2 separate regions of the Homo sapiens genome follow, and region 1 is linked to region 2. A link is a contact called in ENCODE Hi-C or POLR2A ChIA-PET data. All regions are on one chromosome and are shown on one strand. Each heading gives the region's core, a stretch centred on a gene start or an enhancer-like site at or near the end of the contact. The rest is flanking DNA. Distances are from core to core; before and after follow the strand shown. Region 1 overlaps FYN (FYN proto-oncogene, Src family tyrosine kinase). Region 2 has its middle 12 kb from the start of CCN6.

What was found. Hi-C counts contacts between places; a loop is a spot of excess contacts on that map. ChIA-PET counts read pairs that join two places held with the same protein, here RNA polymerase II (POLR2A). Pooled maps may share reads with other maps.
Region 1: a loop to region 2 is called in a map of naive thymus-derived CD4-positive, alpha-beta T cell, with 3 times the contacts of the local background. The contact joins two enhancer-like sites. A Hi-C loop is called at or near these places in 2 of 168 maps with a recorded cell type or tissue (both naive thymus-derived CD4-positive, alpha-beta T cell) and 14 of 50 pooled maps. POLR2A ChIA-PET finds 5 or more read pairs at or near these places in 6 of 52 experiments (AG04450, T-cell, activated CD4-positive, alpha-beta T cell and 2 more).

The regions. Positions count from the first base shown.
Region 1 is chr6:111,839,562-111,845,407 of GRCh38, reverse strand. All of the region lies in intron 2 of FYN (FYN proto-oncogene, Src family tyrosine kinase), which reads left to right. Among named protein-coding and RNA genes, the nearest start is that of FYN, 31 kb to the left of the region's middle. RefSeq lists an enhancer at 2,398-2,507. Within about 2 kb of position 1,572, at least 10 of the 41 ENCODE cell types and tissues checked have a DNase peak (open chromatin) inside an H3K27ac peak, as active enhancers do.
Region 2 is chr6:112,039,463-112,045,366 of GRCh38, reverse strand. No RefSeq gene overlaps it. Among named protein-coding and RNA genes, the nearest start is that of CCN6, 12 kb to the left of the region's middle. RefSeq lists a silencer at 1,503-1,602. Within about 2 kb of position 2,171, at least 40 of the 41 ENCODE cell types and tissues checked have a DNase peak (open chromatin) inside an H3K27ac peak, as active enhancers do.

The DNA of each region.
Region 1 (5,846 bases), core at 323-2,822, 200 kb after region 2:
AACACAGCTCTAGTTAGGACAAGGCAGAAGGAGCCTTTTTAGAATCCGCATGCACTCAGGTTTTGGCTGTGGAAGCCAGGGATTGGCAAAGACTGTCGCCTATGGGAGGTCAGTATACTGTGACCCTTCTGGACTAGGCCAGGTCCACAGCAGGCAAGAGCCTATGGGTGCCAGGAGCCCCCTCAGGGCAGTATTGTGCCTTGGAGCCCAAAGAAATGCCTGGCATTTGCCCCAGACTGCAGGACTTGCCCTCCCCTGTCCAACTCAGGCAGTGAATCCTGCAGCCACAGGAGGGGGAAGTCCATTCATCTGGGTTCCCAGTCCTGGCCCCATGCCGGGCAAACAGCAGGGCTCAGTTAGTGGGGTGTGGGGGGCACTGAATGGAATGTGTTCAATTTTGCTTCACTTCTGCTGTTAACTTCCTGTTAGACCTTAGAAAAATCATTTCTCCTCCCCAAGTTTCATTTTTCTTATCAGTAAAGTGGTCCCTTTCACAGGACCAAGTAAAATTACTCGCTTTTAAATTGAAAAACACAAACCAAATACATTTTGTTTTTGTTTTTGTTTTCTGACTTGGGTCTTGAATTAAAATGGAAAAAGGGCTGTTGGCCACCAGTCTAAAGAATGCCAGGTAAGACCAGTTATGGATTGGGACTGAAGGAGCAATGAGTGTCTAACAAAAGAGTGAACACGGGTGACTGACCCGTGGTGTGGATGTCTGTAAGTGCACAGGGAATCCAGATTAAGAGAAGCTAAACGGGTAGAAATGCTGCTTGGATGGAGTGAGTCTGAGGCACCTCTGAAAGGCTCTGCCTGCACCCTCTCCTCAGTCAAGTAGTTGATGACCTGAAAAACAATCATTGCCTTAGGGGAGTTTGCTGTTTTAAAAGCTCTATTCTAGAAGTTCCACTTTCAGAACCTTTTTCTGTTGCTGGTAGAACACTGTTGAACACGGATCTATCAACTTTTCTTTTTGTCTGTGTTTACCTATCCAGAAGAATCTAATATAGGATGTGCATCTGTTGTATAAGTAAATGATACCTGTTGGCCAACTCCAGTGGAGAAAAATTGCCAAAGTTACAGTGTTTGTTCTTCATGTGGATTTTTAAGTTTCCTCTTTTAGTTGAACGTTTTTGTAAAGACAGAAGTGGAAAATTAGCTTTATTTTGACATGCTAAAGCTCAAAGACAAGTTAGCATAAATTCTGTATTAATTAATATCTATGGTTTATTGAACTTCTGCTATGCAGAGTGCTTTATATCATCTATGTTACACTTCACTGTGACAGCAGTCCTGTGAGGGAGCTATGAGAGGCTCAAGGTGCTGTAGTTATAGTAAGGATTCTACTCAGATCTGTCTGGGCTCAGAGCTTTCCCCTTCCCATACCCCACCTTACTTTGGAGTTTATATAATATTTGAGACAATATGTTTGTGTGCCTTATTTTTTTTTAAGTTTCGTAAGTTCTAAGAAAGCGGCATTTGTTACTTTTTAGAGAGCTCTTCCTTGACACTCCCCTAAAGGCCCAGGCTGGATGGGGTTGCCCTATCGCCACGGCCGCTTCAAAGCTGTCATTGTGGTTGCATAGTTATCTGTGCAGTGACTGTCTGACAGCAGTGTTCACTGTGGAACTGCAGGCTTTATCAGCTCAGAATCCTTATCTGTGCCAAGCCTAGTGCCTAACTCATAGTAGGCCCTCTTAAAAAATTGAGCAGGCATGAATGAGTGGAAACCATGCTTGTTAATAGCATTATGTGGCGATAAGACCATCATTCCTTGACTTGCTCCCCAAAAGTACAAAGTTTCAAGCAGACAAATGAACAGATCATTCTTAAAATTGAACTAATCTGGGCAAGCAAAGAGAGTTCAAAGATAAAAGAGGGGGACGCAGTAGTGCACAAGGGAAACATTAAAGCAAATATTTTCTTTTCCACAGAATCTTTTAGAATTCTTGAGGGTTACAGTTCCAGATATCATTGCTTTAAGTGTATAAAGTGTATTTTTAAAAAGTGAAACCCATACCCATTTAAAAATTGAAAAATATGTAATCAAGTTGTATCAGAACAAAAATGTGCTTTTTGTGTAAAAAGCTAATTAAATGGAGTCATCCTATTTAGTGATTTAAAAGGATTTGATTAAAATAATATCCACTTCAACTACTCTCAAAGGGCTGAGGAGAGAGGTTTGGTTTCCGTGCATCCTGGATGGCCTTTGTCTGGTGTGATTAAAGGTATTTCAGTGCCTGCCATGAGAGAGGCCCCTGCCATTTCTGCAGTTTCAGTGAGACCGAGAATTCCTGCAGTGTCATTCCAACTGTTTGCAGGGTTTAGACAGCTGCGTTCAGGCCACAAATATGGCCACAAACACTACTGCCTATTTGATAGACACAGAGGCCTTCCGAAACAAAAATTGTCATTCAAAAAGAAAAGTAAAAAGAAAAATTACCTCCTGCCTTAGAATTGTTTACTTTTCCTCTGAGTGAGTGAGTTCTTTGAAATGTGTTGGTCTGTTAATGTAGAATGTACATGGAAGTTGCTCCATTTTTCAGTGTTTCTTTGGTTTTAATAAGTCCCAAGAGAAATGATAAAAAACCTCCTAGATTCTTAGTGTGGGGATAATTGTCTTGTGGGGGGAAAATCTAATTCTAAGTAATCGAGGGTTAGAAATTTGAGGCCGCATCAGGAATCCAGCTTTAAAGCCATGTCCGCATGATTTCTATGCAGCTGGTTAAGAGGTGGGAAAATTAATTCATACAAGTTTTTTCTTTTGTGGGAAGAATAAGATTTCCGGGGTCAGAGGCCAGCAGTGTTTACATGGGGTATCCAAAGGCCTCACAGTGCTGGTTGCTGGGGTGACATGAGGATGTGTCTCCAGTGTGAATAGGGGGACATTGGCTTTGGGGTGTACCGCGCAAATGCGTGTACTGGTTGCTTAAGGGAGGTGAGGGAGAGAGTGAAGAAGAGGAAGGGAAGAATAGCATAAGCACAACTCCCTGCCATTTGTGGGAGCCATTGCTTCCTGAGTGGGCATGGGCGGGTTGCAGGGGCAGGACTCAGGTGCTTCTGGTGCCTCTGAACCCATGGACACTGGACAGGGCAGTTCCTATGTGCAGACGGGAATTGTTCCTCAGGCCCTCCCTGATACATGTACTACAGGCTGCCAGCCTCAGAAACTATAGGAGGCCAAAGTGGCCTACATTCTTCATTTACCTTTCTCAACCTCACACACAGATTGACCCATTCTGCTGGTGATCAGGCAACGGAGTGACCCAGCCTCAGTGTATAACTGAGTAAGGGTCACGTTTCACACAACCCACTTTTCTGGCGACTGGGGACCAGGAAAAGGAAGTGGCTTTGACTTGCGGGCAGGGAGAGAAAGAGCAAGAATGCATGCATGGGTGTGTGTGTGTGTGTGTGTGTGTTTAGGAGGAAGGGACATGCTTAGAATTCTGTTTTAGACTCAAAGGCAATCATTGTTAGTCTTGGCCCAAAAATAGTTGTTATGTATCATGCGTAATAACTGACCAGCTTTCTTTTATGTAAATCCCTGGATTGTAAAACTAAGCGGTGCTGTCTAAGAAGAAAAATATACCTACCCTCTGCCAATTTGAATTTCCAAAAAAAAAAAAAAATCCCTCTTCCTAGACATTCTAAATTTAGGAGGATATTGATAACTGATCTAGAACAACTGCAGATAACAATATTTTCAGCGTGATTCAAGGAAAGAGTTGAAAAATTGAGGGTTCCTTGTTTAGTCCTGGATATAGAACAGTTCATTCATTCTTTACACATTAACGAACACTGGTAGGCCAACCACTGTTTTAGGCCACATGTTATCTTATTCGGTTGCCCCACGTTGTATGTGAGGAAAATAAAGCTCAGCCAAAGGGGAATGAATTGCCCAAGGACTAACATCTAGGAAGCAGCAAGATCCAAAACTATATCTCAGACTTGAAGCACCCTTCTCTTTCTCCTCCACTGTGGATGCTCTCTTGTCCTGAAGCCATCATTATCAGCCTCATGTAATTTAACTGGTATTTTTTTACACATCTTTCATTTTCTCTTCACTGAATTTAAAAGGTCTTTCTCCCTTATTTGTGGTTTTAAAAGTAGTAATGATGTTTTTATCAAGGAACAATTGGAAACCTTGAAAAGAGAATCACCTCTTTAACCTGACCTGGCCCTGCAAGGTGGTCGCCCTGTGAAAGCGTGAAAATGACTTCCAGGGGTGGCATCTGCAGGCAGTGGGAGTGGGGGAAGCCCATGAGACACTCATTTTCTTTCCACTGCTGGTTCCCAGACTTGGGGATCATTTCGTATATTCTTCATCTGAGTAGCATTCATCATTCCCTATGACAAAAGCTGGATGTTGCCAGGAGAGAGTGGGGAGAAATGCTGCCCACGTTACAATGGAGAGACAAGACGAGCTCTCACCTACATACTTTGTACCATTTGTTTTTACACCGAGGCTTTCTCCTGTAGCCATGAGATACTGCATAATTTGTTTCACTGCAGCCAGGCCTGCTGTGTAGAAGTTGGAATCATTTGGTTGTCTGCCTTGCATAGACTTATTATCTGCTGAAATTGCATGTGAAGGAAAGATTATTAATAAAATATATGTGAAGAATGGCTGAAAAGATGCTTTTGTCAGTGCCCCTAAATACTTTTAAGAGCAGAGCTGCAGTTTTCTAAGAGTGGTGTTGTATAGGCCATAAAAATACATAAAAATTTAAGCTTTTCCTTTAAAAGGTTATTACTGCCCACTTTTAGCCCACAACAAAATTTTATTTGAGCAGAAAACCTTCTTTGTTAGCTTGCTGTGCCTGCCGTCACAAATTACCACAAACTTGATGGCTAAAAACAACAGAGATTTATTCCCCCACAGTTTTAAGAGGTCAGAAGTCCAATAGCAAGGTGTCAGCAGGGCCACGATACCTTCAGAGATGGAGAGAATCTGTTTCCTGTCTTTCCAGCTTCTAGTGGCTGCAAGTGTTCTTGACTTGTGGCCACATCACTCCAGTCTCTGCCTCTGCCCTCACATTGCCTTCTCATCTGTGTGTCTTCCTCTGCAGCCCTCTTATAAGGATACCTGGGATGGCTTTTAGAGCCTGCTGCATAATCCAGAATAAGCTCTTCCTCTCAAATCCTTAACTTTATCACATCTTTGCCATATAAGGTAAAGGGATTAGGAAGTGAATACCTTTTGGGGGGCATTTTCTGCCTAACATACCTCAATTTGGGAATTTCTGTAATTTTCATTTATCGAAACATAAAGCTTGCAACCCCTTGTTTCACTCATTACTTCAGTCAGTTTAATTTTCTTAGAAGGGGCCACTTGGAAGATCTAAGAACTAGTCTCTTCTCCAGTCCCCAGAGCGGGCAAGGCCACGCCTGTCTTCTTTCTCAGATTGAGGTTTATGTAAAGAAGAGGAATTATGGGCTCTGAAAGCTGGGAAGAGGCCTTGGAAATCATACCCTCTCAGTCTTTGGGGGAAACTGGGGCTAGAGATGTAGGGTCACCCGAGTCTGGAGCAGAGATGGGACAAGCACTTATTACACTAGCCCACACCTTCCGCTTTGTTCCTGCAGACCCCCAAGCTGTCTCTGGTGATACAAGCCTCTAGGTCATCTTCCATTTGAGAGCCCTTCAGTACCTGAAAACCCAACCCCTGAAAAATCCTTTTTTCCTAGTCCAAGAGCCCTAGTTCTTATAACTTTCTTGCATTAGCTGGTGTCAGGAATCCCGTCATTCTGGTCACTTCCTCCTGGATACATTGCCTTTATATCACTGTCTTTTTGAAAACATGGCTCTTGGACATGAACACGGTACTTACAAGATGGTTTGACCA
Region 2 (5,904 bases), core at 922-3,421:
TGCTAAGGTGCTGCCAATGCCCCCCACCATGGATGGAGGGACAAAGAGGTGCCAGGCTCTGCTTGGTCCCCTGTCCAACTTTTAATAAACCAGGTCCAAAAATGAGCAACCTCTGACCACCACAAAATGCTCTGCCCAGCCATCTGCGTGGGGCTTGGGTCAGAGTCTCCTTGAAAATAAACAGGTGTCCTCATTCCAAGGGCCTTTAAAAAAGTCAGGCTGTGGCCCAAGGAAAACAAGGCCAAATATCTCAGAGGTTTATAATTCATTTTGTCACTTGGCCTTGTTAGTCTGGTTTGCAGGGGGAGCTCTGTGTGGGAAACAGGGCTGAGTTAATCAGAGGCAGACACCGAGGCCGACCACATGCAAAGGAGAAGCAAGAGAAGAGGAGGACAGAAAAATTTCCAGTATTTCCAAATGTGGGTGAAGCTAATCTTTCAGAGAAGGAAAAGTATGCATAATGTGGTGTGTCATTCCTGATTTGTAAAATGCTTGCACATGTGAATCATAATTCAATTAGATGGGGACAGTGACAGGCATCCTGGACTTGGAGTCAAAAGACCCTCATTCACCTTCAAGCTCTGCTACTTTTCTGAGCTCACTCACCTTAGACAATTTCCTTCAGGCCTCCCTGCCTCCAAGCTTCCTACCTCCCCCAGTCCAGCCTCAACATTGCCATTTGATCTCTTTTTCTTAAACACAAATTAGATCATGTCACTCTCCCGCTCAAAACCCTTTTTCACTCCCCCTGGAATAGAACCCAGCTCCTGGGAAGCACAGTAGAAGGCCTTCCACGATGAAGCAACCTCACCCCTGCACTATCCTTGCCTCACCTGCCAGCTCAGGTAGCACAGACCTGCTGTACTGCGAGTCCCCCAGCCTCTTGCTTTTGCTTATGCGATTCTACCAGGACAACCCTGCCCACTGCTTTATCTGATAAGCAGTTTGCACAAGCGACTTCTCCCCTGAGAACGCTTCCTAACCAGCACCCACAGCAAAGCTCCTCAAGCAATTAGCGTGCCACCCTGCCCTTGTAAAGCCCATACTGCAATCATCTGTTTATATGCACGGTTGCAAGATTTTGCTTATAAAAATAATGATAATAATAGATGCCCAGTTAACTGCTTTAGCATATATGGGACACACACACACACAAATTCCGTGTTAACCTGAAATTCAAATTTAACTGGGCATATGTTCATATGGCTTGTCCCTACTAGACTGGGTCACTGAAAATAGAGACTGAGACATCTTCATAGCCTTGGTACCCACAACATGACTGACTTACAGCAGGGGCTTGGGAAATACTTACTTTAGAGTTTTTAGCCTTAAAGTTACTAATCTTACAGGAAAATGAATAAACACTCCACTCACTTTTTATTTGCCTTCTTCAGTGAGATCTACATTAAGTGAGATCTAGGTTTTGCAGAAGGCTAAAGGTCACCCTTCTGCAAAATCTAGATTGCAGTTTCCAGACTGTCCGGCTCCAACCTGCCATGAGCCCCTGCGGACGCTAGATGGCGGAATGGGTTAAGGGACTAGCCCTGCTCTGGGGTCCGGGCGCCCCTATATAAAAGCAGGCGCTTCCTCTGCCGCAGAGCCCTGCATTATTGATTGTGACGCTGCCGCAGAGGTGGGAGGAGCCCGCCGCCATCTCGCCAAGTCTGCAGTATCGGGAACATGGCTTTAGGATCCTTTTCTCTCTCTGCAAAAAGTCCCTCGATAGCTGGAAAGAGAGAGCTCTCTGTGGCCCACATGATTGTTTTCATTCATAGGAAGATCAGACCTTCCCATAGTCAGAATCATTTTTATTTCACATTGTCATTCTGAATAGCGGCACCAAAGAATAGCAGCTGTACTTTCTGAAAGCCACTGATTTGAATCGGCACCTATCGTAAAATATTACCGCGTCACTGAAAGGCAAAATAGTCGGGGGCGGTGGGGGAAATTCATCATCTCTTTAGGTTTCTCAGTTACAAAACATTCTTATAAAAATAGATGAAAGTACTACGGACGTAAAATAGTTTCATGATATTTAAAACCACGGCCGTATTTTCAACCAGCATTCATTGGAACCGGAATCTGTATCTTGGAACTGAAAAGCGCTGATCTGAAACTAAACCGTGGGTGGGGCCCTGACGCCGTCCCCTCCGTGGCACCCTTCCCTCCGGGCCAGCAGAGGGCGCTCAACGGGCAGTCAAAGGGGCTCTCGCAGGAGTCCTGCCTATACAAACATTTTATTTTAGCAGGGAACTGAGTTGTCTATTTACTCACCAGTGTTTTTATTTAGCCAATGCCTTTCTTTGAATATAGATGTGCTGATTAGAGTGCTGTATTGTTCCCTCTCTTTATGAGCCACACATATAATGCATCCTCCATGTTGTCTCATTTGAGTTTCCTTTGTGAAATGAGAATTTAGAGACAGTGTAAAACATCTTGACTAAAGAATCTTAGATTCTGTACTCATAACCATCAAATATAATTCAACAACACATTTAAAGCAGCTTTTCCTGTTGAATCTTTCCCAAGCATTTTGCTTTTTCTTTCCATTGGAAATATCTTTCTTCATGTATCTGTGTATCATCAGTTTTAGTAATATTTGCTCAAATTAATATTTGCTCAAATTGTGTCGTTATCGGGATACAATTAAGTGGAATGAACAGATTAGGAAAGAGGCAAACAACACACTGGGCCTACTAAAGAGGAGCCTCCTCTCCTACCAGCTGTGAGCTCTCAGTGAGCTCAGGGTGTGTTCGTATGTTCCACGAAAGAAACTAAGAGTTAATTAATCTGTCCTGGTACGCGGAGGTCAATCAAGACAGTTTCCACCTGAATTCAGAAAGGTTACATCATTGTTTAAAAGAAATACACACACACACACACACACACACACACACACACACACACCACTTTTCCAAATCCACATGTAATGTAATTGAATCAACTGCTAAATCAAATGCTGTCTTAAGACTTGACAGAACAAAACTGAGCTCACGCTTACACACACTAGGACTGTTAATTGATGAGGCTCATCCACAAAAGACTCTCCAAAGTGAATCTCGTGTCACAGTTTCAGAGTGTGGAAAGCAACTCTTCAGTCCTGGATGATGGCTTTCAGAATGCCATCTGTGTCCTGTGCATGCCAGGCACACAGACACTGCCCTTACCTGCCCCTCAGGTTTTATGTCCAAAGTTAGTATGTCCACCTTCAGTAAGCAAGAATATCAGTTCTTAAACTCAGGTTCACAATAAATATATTTTTAGAATCCCTTAAATCAAGTCGCATGTAACTCCAAGTCCCCCTTTTATTGAGCTGTTGGACAGCTGAATCATAATCATTATTGGGCACCTCCTCCATCCTGGTTTGGGTCAGGGTTCCAGGTCCCTGCAGCCCACAGGCAATGGTTCCTTCAGGTTTGACAATCCTGCTATTTCAGTACCAGCCTTGGGTCATGAGAACATTGGTGCACTGGAAGATGCTGCATCTAGGGACCAATCTCCCTGGCTGGAGTCGCTGCTAGGGATATCTTGGCACCTCCCCAGCCCAGCACACTGCCAAGGAGAGGTGAGCAGCTCCCATTCTCACAGGACCTCTGACCAGTCTTGGGGGAGGAGAATCTCTTCCAGCCACCTAGCTGCTCCAAAAATGTGCCACTTCCTCCTCCCACTCTAGGAATTTACTGTAAACGGTAGTATCAGCTGTAAACCCTTTCAAACAAGATGGTGCCACCATCCCCACCCCCATTCCCAATAAAACTAAGGAGCTGCAGAAACTAAATGTGTGGATTGGCACTGCATGGGAAAAAGTTCTGTTCTAATGGGACAACGTAATGCTAAAGATTCAAAGCCACTTTGATCAAAAACATTCTGTCTTTTCTGGACAGTTACAAAAAGAGGAAAGATGGAAACTTTCCCACCATGGAGAACATGGGAGCTCTGTTTTGGGGCTCTTGAAGCATTTCCATGTATAAACACTTTGTTTTGTTAGCCAGCATTTTCGGTTCATGCATTCCTTCAGTCCCACCTCTAATTAAGCAAAGGCATTAAATTTTTAGTATCAGTAATAAATATCCCTTCCACCCCCCAAAAATGTTTATTACAATTATATGTTTTTTCTGCTACTGAAAAGGAATAACTTAAGTTTATGTGATGTAAATGTTGGCTTTGAGAAAATGAATAGGGAAGTGAGTCAGGAAGCAATCAACAGGAAGCATAATGGTGGGAAAGAAAGCTGGGACTCACAACCCCTGAGATCTGGAGGGTGAATGCAGGTCACCGGGCCACTTCCTTTAGGGAGCTCATTATTTCAGAGACAGCACACCATTGTTGGAACCCTGTGTAGCAGCACTGTCTAGCAGAACTTTCAGCAATTATGGAAATATTCTATAATATAGAACTATAATGTGCTGTTGAGCATTTAAAATATGGTCAGTGTGAATGAGGAACTACATTTTTTATTTTATTTAATTTTAATTAATTTAAGTTTAAATAGTCATAAGTGGCTAGTAGCTGCCATGTTGATAGCATAACTCTGAAGTCTTTTTTCTTTTTTAATCCATAATTTATCCCTCACATATTTCCATAAATGTTTTTGTAAGCTAAGACAGCTTACAAAAAAATCAAGCACAGTATAAAACAGGAGAATTAAATTTTTTTTAATGATTGAAAAAAATAGTAAAAGAAGAGGAAAGCTCTGTAAAATAGAGCAGAGAACTAGATGCTCCCAGACACATGGAATGAGTCAGTGCCTTTGAAAATTAAATTTATTTCTAAATTGCTGGAAAGTAAAGCAAAAATGAAAAGTCATGCAGGAGGGAAAGGTGAAATTTGTAGTTAACCATTGTTTGGCTGCTCAGAAACACTCAGTTCCTGAAAATGGTCGCCTTGCCCCTGAAGCCCTTACTCTCAACCATTTCTTCTAGTTGGTATGGCCGAGCTCCTCTGGGTGATACCCCTGGGACCTCATCCAACCTGGCCAATCATAGTCCTTTCTTTGAGAGATGACTGGAGACACAGAGAAGTGTGGTGTCTCCATAGACTGATGGATGGCATGTGTGAAACTTGGGGTGTGTTGAGCTGAGGGACAGAGGATGGCAGTCTGCACCAAGGCAGGGGACAACAATGTGGTTAGGGTCACCAGTACAGGCTATGGATTCACACTCGCTCTCTTACTACAATAGCTGTGTGACATTGGACACATGCCTTTACTTCCCCAGGCTTCCACCTCTGAAAAATGGAATAATTTTAGTTCAGATTTTACAGAGTTGTTGTAAAAATAAATAAATAAATAAAATGCAATGAACCTAAGCAGAAAGCATGCCTAGGACATAATAAATGCTCCACAAATATTATTAATTATATGAATATTGGCAGCAGAGTCCTGACAACATTCATGTTTTTGGATTTGTGTCATTCCCAAAGTCCAAGCATGGATTCCACTGGATTCCATGAGACATGCTCCTCCCCCATATTCTTTTTTTTCCCCAGTTTTATTGAGCTGTAATGGACAAATCTCTCCCATATCCTTAAAATGAAATTTCTGTTTTGCTTAAGCTAATTTGGATTGGGTTTCTGCTAACTGCCTCCAACAGAGTTCTCACTTGTATGTCACCTTGTTTGGAAGTCTAACTTGTCTTCCTCCCTACGCAGAAGGCCAGGTCAGCTGCAGGAGCACCTAACCTTTGCAGACTCTTCACAGGCAACAGGCATGGAATAGGAGAATGCAGATGAACCAGTCATAGTAAAGATACTATCTTTAGTGAACATTTGCTATGTTTGTGGCTGCCCATCACCCACACTCTCTTCTTATTTGGGAATAAACCTCCCAGAATATGCATCTTGGAGGGACATGCGGCTCCATCTCCTATGATAGGATCTGGAAGTTGCCACATCAAGCTTTTCTCC